3 separate regions of the Homo sapiens genome follow, and regions 1 and 2 are each linked to region 3. The links are chromatin contacts, found by Hi-C or POLR2A ChIA-PET in ENCODE. All regions are on one chromosome and are shown on one strand. Each heading gives the region's core, a stretch centred on a gene start or an enhancer-like site at or near the end of the contact. The rest is flanking DNA. Distances are from core to core; before and after follow the strand shown.

The links. Hi-C counts contacts between places; a loop is a spot of excess contacts on that map. ChIA-PET counts read pairs that join two places held with the same protein, here RNA polymerase II (POLR2A). Pooled maps may share reads with other maps.
Region 1: a pooled map shows a loop between it and region 3 (2.6-fold over the local background). The contact joins the promoter of TBR1 here to the enhancer-like site in region 3. A Hi-C loop is called at or near these places in 1 of 37 single-sample maps with no recorded cell type and 2 of 50 pooled maps. POLR2A ChIA-PET finds 5 or more read pairs at or near these places in 1 of 52 experiments (activated T-cell).
Region 2: a map with no recorded cell type shows a loop between it and region 3 (2.5-fold over the local background). The contact joins the promoter of DPP4-DT here to the enhancer-like site in region 3. A Hi-C loop is called at or near these places in 1 of 37 single-sample maps with no recorded cell type and 5 of 50 pooled maps. POLR2A ChIA-PET finds 5 or more read pairs at or near these places in 1 of 52 experiments (activated naive CD4-positive, alpha-beta T cell).

What each region holds. Positions count from the first base shown.
Region 1 is chr2:161,414,330-161,417,666 of GRCh38, forward strand. TBR1 (T-box brain transcription factor 1) reads left to right here and starts at 1,968. Exons shown (of 6, transcript NM_006593.4): 1 at 1,968-2,773. The coding sequence starts at 2,082. RefSeq lists enhancers at 183-332, 2,094-2,716 and silencers at 383-552, 623-672.
Region 2 is chr2:162,073,607-162,077,036 of GRCh38, forward strand. DPP4-DT (DPP4 divergent transcript) reads left to right here and starts at 1,251. Exons shown (of 3, transcript NR_147697.1): 1 at 1,251-1,329; 2 at 1,872-2,005. It overlaps DPP4 (dipeptidyl peptidase 4), which reads right to left and starts at 609. Exons shown (of 26, transcript NM_001935.4): 1 at 370-609. The coding sequence starts at 375. It also overlaps the pseudogene TIMM8AP1. RefSeq lists enhancers at 128-327, 762-1,459, a silencer at 478-737 and a promoter at 1,014-2,790.
Region 3 is chr2:160,401,503-160,404,757 of GRCh38, forward strand. All of the region lies in intron 1 of RBMS1 (RNA binding motif single stranded interacting protein 1), which reads right to left. Among named protein-coding and RNA genes, the nearest start is that of MIR4785, 4.8 kb to the right of the region's middle. Within about 2 kb of position 1,954, at least 8 of the 41 ENCODE cell types and tissues checked have a DNase peak (open chromatin) inside an H3K27ac peak, as active enhancers do.

The DNA of each region.
Region 1 (3,337 bases), core at 718-3,217, 1.0 Mb after region 3:
CTCGGCTTTAGTCTGGGACATCTGGTCAACAACCTGCCCTGCCCAGGCCGCCAGCGCAGGGCCTTGCCCGCGGCGCGTTGATGGAGGCCGCAGCTGGTGCCCTCTGCAGCCAAGGCGCTCAGCCCGCCTGGAGGGGCGCAGTCTCGGCTCAGCGCTGACCGCTCGGCCCACCGAGGCGCAGCTCTGAAAATGCACCACAGTGGCGAAGCGGCGAGTCTGGATAACCCGTCTCCGCCCATGCTCAGGACCCACCCAATGTCCCCAGGCGCTGCTCTCACTCCGGGAGCTGCCCCGGCCCGGGTAGGACAGACGCGCTCGCTCGAAGCCAGAGGCTCCCCCGGCTGAGGTGCCCAGGCCGCTCCTCCAGCCCGGGAAGAGCGTGTGCCCCTGGGGTCTGCGCCAGACGCAGCTCACCCCTTGCTCCTTCAGTCTCCCGGGCGGAGCCCGCCCTCGGGCCGGCCAGCTCTCGGGGCCGAGCGGAGCTCTGGGCGGCGCTCCTCCTGCTCATTCCCGCGCGGCTCGGCGTCCGGGAGGAAAGCCGCGGGAGGGCAGGTCAGCGAGCGCCGGGCCGCGGGAGGCAGCTTTGGGCAGATAAAAAGCCTCTGCCGCTCTTGGCCCTCTGGCTCAGGCCGAGGGCTGGGCTCCTCTGTAGAGCCGGTGCTGGGAGACTTCCTCCCTACACCTCGGGGTCTCTTCGGGCCTCGTGCTATTTATTTGTGCCAACATCTTTTTAAATTGGTTTTTTTCTATTCCTCTTTAGATTCTTTTTCCTTTTAAAAATTATTGGCATGGATGCTTTTTCTCCCCTCCAGATTATATAAACATTAAACACACACACGTACACACACACACACGTTTTCAGTAGCGATTACTGTGTTGACACCACTTCCACTCTGTCTCCCCAGATCAGCGCTTCTGACGAGCCCATTTGCACGGGGACTCGGCCCTCTCTTTTCCTGGCGAGGCTTTTGAACCTGTCGCCAAGCCAGTACCTCAGAGAGAAGGAAATGCAGAGGGACGAGAAGGATGCATGGCGCCTGCCCCCAGTTAGATGTTCTTCAGATAATCTGCAACCAAGTGCGCTGATAAAATATTTAATAAAGAGCCGGTAAACATCACTGCAAATACATTAAGGCATTTCAGCCCGACAGCTTATGATTATTTCAAAACTTAAAAAGGAGATCATAGATTGTCACTGTTTCTGTACTCAACCAAGAAACCGAACCTTCCTGAGGTGGGTGGATTGGTGGGTGAGTTGCTGCTTTTCGCCCCCTCTCCTCCCCCCTTCTGCTTGTCGCTGTGGCTCTCAGCAGCAGGGATTTATTTATTTATGTTTGCAGTTTAAAAGGTGGGGGTGGGGGCGCCGAGGACATGTAGGATCTGCTCACAAAGCACCAGCTCAGGTGTTGTGTGCTTTTGTATTAGCTGGAAAAGACAGACTCTGGAACTTTTACAGGGCGAGAAGAGGCCACCGGCTCGCGCTTTGTATACTTTGCACTTGAAATCGTTACATTCAACTGAATATTTGGCTCATTCAGATCCGAAAAGTCTCCTAGCATCGTCGAATTCCCTCCTCCGCCCCTCCGCTCTAAAGGGGGGAAGGGGGGGAAGGTAGGAAATGTTTAGTAAATTCCACATCTTTGAATCTTCCTAAAGCAGTGGTCACAGAGCTTAAAGGTGACACAACAGTGCTCACGTAAACCAACACACATTCCCCACCCCCCAAGCCAACAATAAAATCATCCCCTTCAATTTGCCATGATCGTCGCTACCAGGAGCCAGGTGATTATCCTAATTAATGTCTATCTAATTAAATTACTGTCAGCAGCTAACCAATGGCAGGAGCCGTTTCATCGGCTGCACAAGCAGCAAGATCAAAAGTGAGCCTTTTCTGATTGCTGCATAGTGTCAATTGGCCAATCTCTTCTCCCAGGGAAAAAAAAAAGTAAATCAAACCTTTGAGAAGCATTTGCTGGTTGAAGTGCTTTCTGTCTAGTGAGGGGGTCTGTGGATTTCTAGTTTATGATAAATAGGACTTTAAAAACCAGGGACGGGAGGGCGAGTGTTCAGGTTCTAGAGCTATGCAGCTGGAGCACTGCCTTTCTCCTTCTATCATGCTCTCCAAGAAATTTCTCAATGTGAGCAGCAGCTACCCACATTCAGGCGGATCCGAGCTTGTCTTGCACGATCATCCCATTATCTCGACCACTGACAACCTGGAGAGAAGTTCACCTTTGAAAAAAATTACCAGGGGGATGACGAATCAGTCAGATACAGACAATTTTCCTGACTCCAAGGACTCACCAGGGGACGTCCAGAGAAGTAAACTCTCTCCTGTCTTGGACGGGGTCTCTGAGCTTCGTCACAGTTTCGATGGCTCTGCTGCAGATCGCTACCTCCTCTCTCAGTCCAGCCAGCCACAGTCTGCGGCCACTGCTCCCAGTGCCATGTTCCCGTACCCCGGCCAGCACGGACCGGCGCACCCCGCCTTCTCCATCGGCAGCCCTAGCCGCTACATGGCCCACCACCCGGTCATCACCAACGGAGCCTACAACAGCCTCCTGTCCAACTCCTCGCCGCAGGGATACCCCACGGCCGGCTACCCCTACCCACAGCAGTACGGCCACTCCTACCAAGGAGCTCCGTTCTACCAGTTCTCCTCCACCCAGCCGGGGCTGGTGCCCGGCAAAGCACAGGTGTACCTGTGCAACAGGCCCCTTTGGCTGAAATTTCACCGGCACCAAACGGAGATGATCATCACCAAACAGGGAAGGTAATACTACATTTTTGGCTGCCGCTGCTCTAGGCGCAGCCGGGGACAAGTGCACCTAGGCTGTGACTGCCGCGGCAGCGACGATTTGGGGTCGGGAGCGGAGTGGAAGGCGCCCTAGAGTTGGCTAGTTTTGGAAAGGGGGAAAGTGGAAGGGATAACCGCCAGGGTGATGTTGGTGGGGGGGACCCCGTTCTAGGAACATAGTGGGAGAGCCAGTCAGTGGCCAGAGGAAGGCAAGAAAAAGGAAGAGCCCTGGCCAGCGGCTGGGCGATGGGAGGGACGCATCAACACTGGCATGCACGGACAGGTGGAGACGCAGGTCGCCAACCTCGCTCTCCACCTGGGCAGTGATAACTGCCACCTTCCCACTCCAGCTCACCCGCCGCTCTCCCTGATTTGGGTTGCACTTCTTTTCTTCTCCCACCACCCTTTTTCTAATCCAGCAAATATTCGCCTATTTGCTGCAAGTACAAGTTTTGCTTTGCTAACTGGCGCCCCGCTTCTTGCATTTAATCTTTAACATTTATGTTTCTTTTTTCCTTGTTTTCTCCCCCCACCCCTTAA
Region 2 (3,430 bases), core at 1-2,500, 1.7 Mb after region 3:
GACCGCGGGCTGGGGGTGGGGGTGGCGTCTGGAGTGCGCCAGTTGGAGTTCTCTAAGGCGGGTGCCCTTGAACTTGTGCCTTCAGAGCACATTAGCGTTGGTTTCTCTACCCCTGCCCGGGTTCGGGCGTGCGTTCTGTGAGTGGCTCTCCGGGACATTCAAAGCTCGACGCCAGGGTCCTAGCAGAAGCCAGGGTCCGAAAGCTAAGCGAGAGCTCTGGGACGTCCCTTCACCTGTCAGAGGGTGGCCTTGGGGCTTCCGCCTAAGGGGAGTCCCTGGTCCGGTTTCGCCAGCTTTTGGGCCATTTGGGGAGTTTGGCGAAGAGGTCCCCACAGCTCGCCCCGGGGACGTACGTGGCGCGGCACTCACCTTCATCGTCGGCGTCTCCTCGGAAGTGAGCGTTCAGAGAAGGAGCGCAGGCAGAAGTCACCGCGGGCGGCGGAGACGCGCGTCCTGCACCGCTGCTCCGGGCGGTGGAGTCACTCGCCGCTGGCAAGTTTCGGCCCCGAGTTAAACATTAGTGAGCGCCGAGCCCGCTGGGTATAAAGGCGCCGCGGGCAGGCTGCAGGGCAGGCGGCGCGGGAGCAGGCGCGCGTGGCGCGGGGCACTGGCATCCCGGCCGGGGGGAGCCCGCGAGGGCCCCCTGAGGGCGGTGTAGGGCGCTGGGCGGCAGCCGGGGCGCAGAGTGCGGGGCCCGGAGGAGCCGTGGGGGAGGGGAAAGGGCGCGCGGCCTCGGATGCGCAGACCCTGGGCCGGCGACTCGGGGACCCTGCTCCCTCTTAGCTAAAAATGACGTCGGCGTTCAGCTCCTCCAACCTCACGTGGACAGGCGAGGGAACCGAGACCCAGAGAGGGCAGGGGACTTTGGCAAACTCACACAGCCCACCGCAGGCAACTGGAACTGAAACCCAGGACTCCGTCTCTTGCCAGTGAAAGTTATGTTAGGAAGCAGTGAGGGGTCTAAAGCAGTATGAAAGGCAAAGAGAAAAGGTGATTGTTCCCTCTTGAATGGCCCTTGGAAGCTGAGTATCTGGATTCACCCTCCCTAGGGAATTTCCCGATTGTCTTGCAGGCTTACACACTCATCAAGATGACAAAAATAATGACAGTAACACTTATGTGGAACTTGACTTTTTCCCAGGTGCTGCTCTAAGCATTTACTGTGTTTGTTTTACAGGAAGGAAGACTGTACACAGAGAATAAATAACTTGGCCAAGCCATTCAGCTAGGAAGTTGTAGATCCTAAATTAAGAGTTCAAGGTCTTAATGGCTACTCTATGCGGCCTCTCATAGTCTTTTCAAGGGTTTTGGAGAAGAATAAAAGATCAGGTATGGCTTCTCCCTCCCCCAGCTCTCTATTGTTCCCTAAAGGATTATTCATTCGTTCATTCATTCCTACATCCTCCCATTTATTCCAGTCATCCACAGATGTTTGAGTGGTTACAATGTGCCAGCCTCCCTTCTAGGTACTGGAGATAAAGTGGGACAAGAGAGGTGAGGTCTGGACCCTTGGCACTTTCACGATAAAATACACAGGTAAACATTTGCCTTTAGGGCCCCCTGTGATTACTTCCACTCTTGCAGATAAGAGGATAAGGCCTCTTCAGCTTGTTCACAGCAGCTGAAAAGCAAAGCCTCTCTGTCAGTAGAGGTAAAAGATTAAGAATGCAGAGTCCGATGGGGCATTACCACATGATTATGAATTAATGCAATTTTCCATCTTTTATTTCCAATCCAGGCATTGCTTTTGAACTCAGTCATCTTTTCCCCCTTGCCCACTAGTTGCTTGTGATACATCAGTATCCTCACTCACCCCCAACTCCAGAGGCTGAAACTAACTCTCCTCCTCCCTCTTCCAACTGCTGAGGAAGATGAGTCAATGGTGTTACTGGACCCTGTGAACTGATGCTGTGAAGAGAGGCCATTTAACACGGACTACGGGGAATGGTGCCACAGGGGGCTCAGTGCTGCCCTTCACTCTCAGCATTTTGCTCACTCAGCATTGGTAAGCCACATCAGCCTCGGTGAAGGAAGTCTGGAGAGTTAAGCCTGTGCTTCATCTCCATGCCAGCACCATGGCACTCATTGTACATTCAGCAAGCCCCAAGGAAGCTGGCAGGAGGCTGGCTGACATCTACGGGACAGGTCAATTTGTTCTCTGGAGGGCACTCCATGAGACGCAAATATCTTCACACCCTGTGCCCATTTCAAGAGACTCTCTCACATGCCTCCCCCACCTTGACCTCTGTGTCACCAGTCTTTCAATCTTGTTTTTTCCAAATCCTTAAGGTAGCAGCTGGCCAACACATTAGCCACCACTGATGAGTCAGTGTAGATCTTACATTGGGCCATCTCTTTTTTCTTGCAAAATAGAAAAGCAGATGTTCTGCTCAAAGTTCTGTTTGTCAGTAAGATTTCCCTTTCTGCTGTGTTTCAGGACATCCCTGGGAGGGACTCTGATGCAGCAGCCATCTACTTATTGCTAGTGCCAGCTTACTTTGCATAACATTGACTCCTTTCCCTCATCTGTTGCCTAGTTGTAGGAAACTCCTTGTGAAGCTATAGGTGTGCACTGAGGGAGAGACATTGAGTCAATGGGAGCAGGCATCATAGAGTCTAAGTTTTCTGCTAGTCTGAGTTTCTTGTGCCTTGTGGACCTGGTGGGCTTATCTCCTTTATCATATAGATACAATTTTCGCTTAATAATAGCATGCTCCTGCAAATGCCCAATTTTATCATGTGGTAGATTAGGCAACACTCAGTTTATTAGGGTAGCTAGGTTGTGCAGTTACTTGATGTTATGGATTGAATTGTGTCCCTCCAAAAGATATATTAGAATCCCAACCTTTAGGACTTCAGAGTGTGACATTATTTGAATATAGGGTCTTTACAGAGTTAATCAATTTTTTTGAATCTTATATAGCTTTTATTTCAGTGATCAAAAGAATGCAGTAAATGGAATCTACACTAATTAACATTAGGCATGCACCTCTACCTGAAACTGCTGTTAGCTTATGATTGGCCTAAATCTTTATAACTTATTTAGGCACATCATTGAATTTTTTGTACCCTGATATACAGGGTAAGTTAATTTCTTCCTTGTGGCAGTCTAGTAATAAGAATTATGTTCACTGGCTAGATTCCTTTAAAACTAAAGACCTCTAGACTCTCAGGCTGCCTACCTTACCTTGAGACTATACTTAATATGGATATTTAAGCAAATCATCATATAGGAAAGGGAGATCATCAAGAAAACTGAAGTGTACTGTATAAACACTCTTACAGATATTTTTCTCCAGCATTGATAATCAAACACTAGATAAGGATACTAAATTATTCTTCCCCCACTTCTGCCCTTTCTGAAAAACACAAGGATCTCCCTTGAAATCGAAATGACTCCACACAAATGAGAGATTTTTATGTATGTGGT
Region 3 (3,255 bases), core at 704-3,203:
AGATTTTAGAATGTGTTAAGCAAAGCATTCTGTACAGATGCGAGTTTAAAAACAAACACCCACTAAACACCTACAGATGTCCAAGGACAAAAAAAATGTTTATTTTTCTGAGTAATGCAAAGACGATATCTTTGAAAATCAAATACACAAACAAGACAAAGGAAAGAATTCAGGAAATAATTGTGCATATACTAATAATCAAACCTGTTTTCCAGCAAATTAAAAAGTAGCATTTTTCACTGATAAGAATGATCAATGCTCTTTTTACCTTCCTAATATATTTGCATGAAATAAAGAAGAAAGGATTGAAAGTCTTCCCCAGAGAGGAAGCAAATTCTGCTATCGAGGGCATAAACCATGACCAACTGTTTAAAAATATGGTGGGATCCACTTTTCTACTTCTTGGTACTTTCTTTTTTTAAAAAAATGTGGTTGAGAATTTCATTTTCAACCTCAGGTCCTTACCCTTTTTCAGGCTGCCCCTCATTCTAAACACAGTCCATTCTTAGAGGCTGTAAACACGGTCCATTCTTAGGCGACTGTGTCAAGGTCTCCCTAGACCACACAGAAGTCTCCTAGGACCACCCGCTGTTGCTTGCTCTGTGGGGACATTAATAATAGCACCTTAGAAGGATTAACAACTACCCTGTGAAGTGGGCACTATTATCTTTACTTAGCAGAAACTCAGACTTAGGGAGGTTAAGTGAAAAAGCATGCAAATGGTAGAGCCACAACTTAAGCCATAGTCTTTCAATTAGGTAGAGTGCAGGCGGAAGCATGGACCAAATGGTTCAAGGAGGTAAAATGTGAAACGTGCGTTATCAGGGCCTAAGGAATATGCTAAGGGGCAAACTTTTCAGTGGAAAAAGTAATAGTATGTCTTATTATCATGATTTTTTTTATAATGAGTTTTAAAAAGCGAATTGGATTTCCCTGAGAGAGGGCTGCTAGATTTAGCAAATTCAAAAATGCAGTGTGATGAAAATCTGGGACATACTTATACTAAAAAATTATTCACTGTTTATCTGAAATTCAAATTTAACTCAGTGTCTAGTATGTCATCTGTGAAAGCCTTTATAAAACAAACAAAAAAACACTAATACATTCAAGAGCTACAATTCCCACATCTGAAATCTGGACACTGTGGGCCACATGTCTTTGGGAGGCCAAGTAAAGGGAAGTGTAGTGAGGCCACAGCTGTTCTTGACGGGCTTTCTTTTTCCTAGTAGCAGACACAGCCCTTGACTCCAGGGACCTAGCTTTCACCATGTAGGCCACTTAAGATGTCACTGCCTCAAAACTCCAGACCTTCTCTATATGGATGCTATGAAGATTAAATATGACTGAGGTTTATACATCCTTAAAATATTTATTTATTGGGTGAGTACTTTATAAATATATTCTCAGAAACCTGGATCAGATAGACTCTTACCCTCCTAAGAAAGGTCTCAAAAATAAAAGTACTAATATATGGTGAGCCCAGTTGACAGTAATCTCTAAAAATAAGGAAAAGTAAAAAACTAGAAGTATGTTCAAAACCTGAAGTGAACTATGGAACATGTAATGAGATGCCAAAACGGTCCCTAGTAGAAAAAGTGGACAATCACGATGAATTGTACAGTTTTCAAATGGCTATGTATGGGTAGATTTTAAAATATCATCATCATGACTCATAGATCCTACCTGACCACAAATACACAGAGATAACATAACATAAAAATGGGCCAATACCTTACTTATACATACCAATTTACCTTTCTGCTACTCTCCACTAAACCTCCAATCTCTGTAGCTTGAAGACGTTTACTTTCTTTAAAACAACAACAAATTGGGACTGTTTCAGGCAGTGTTCATTTAAATATCTTCTATGCACAAGTTTAATCTTCAAACTTTAACAAAACCCAATCTACTAAACACAAATTGCTGTGAACAGAAACTGCCTGAAGAGGATTAATCAACAGCTTTGTATGTCATCCTCTAAACAAGGCCAAACACTGAATCACTGTTGAATTCCTCACGTGCAGCTACACCCAGTTAATCTTGAAGAAGGCAGTAAACTATGTAAATCTACTTAAACTGGGAAGATAAGTACTTCCCTCATCAAAAGTTAGCAACATTTAACAAGTACAACTATTGGAGGGCAAGACCATTAAACACACACAGATATAAACACACACATACACACATGCAGAAAAATTTTGCATTCACTCCCCTACCTCCAAAACCCTACTGGAAACCACTAGGACAACATACTGCTTAGCAAAAAAGGCCTTCCTACATGCCACGATGTGCAGAAACCAAAGTATGGTTGGTTTGTAACTTAGCTACCTCAAGAAAGCAGTTCCAAAATGGAAGGAAACAGGAAGAGGAGTAGCTAATAAAAGAATTCAAGAAACAACACAAAGGAAAAATGAAAATACCAATTTTCTATATCTAAAAGCCTTTGAGTATAAATCACTTTTTTTGTTTCAAAACACACTAAAATATTTTCATAGCTACAAAAGTCCTGATAAATGGTTTCATTTTGGTTTTTGGGGTGCTCTTTTCATACGATCAGATTGGATTTGCTTAATGAACACCATATACTTCAAAGTCACAGTCAACAGTAATAGAACGTACACATTTGTCCACTGAGACTTGAACCAATCATCTTTATTTAGATACTGCCTACTCGGTTATCACTCCATTCAAAAGCTTCTCACTTTGACTTGAGCTGAGCAGGTGTATTTCTAATGTGCTCACAGGCCTGTGAGGCAGGAAAATCCTGTTGATCCCAGATGATGCCAGAGATCAGTACTCCCTGATGCCCTAGCTACACTACGTGGGGGCAGGTGAGAGATGAGTACCAACCACCGCTGCTTTAACTGAAACTAGCTCACTCCTACACAGTCGACCCTCCGTATAAAGAGGTTCTGCATCCGCCTACTGTGGATTAAAAATATTTCAGGGAAAAGCAATAAAAATAGCAATAAAACAATTTGAAAATAATACAGTATAACAATTATTTACATAGCATCTACATAGTATCAGGTATTATAAGTAATCTAGAGATTAAAGAATACGAGAAGATGTACATAGGTTATATACAAATACTACGCAATTTTATATCAGGACCTTGAGCCATCCTGGAACCAATCTTCCTCGGATGCTGAGAGATGACTGTATATGTAAAATGTAGAAAGCTTTAAGAGTTGTACAATCATTCAGTACAGCCACATTTTTATATCAATGCTGCTTCCAAACATCACAAACTTA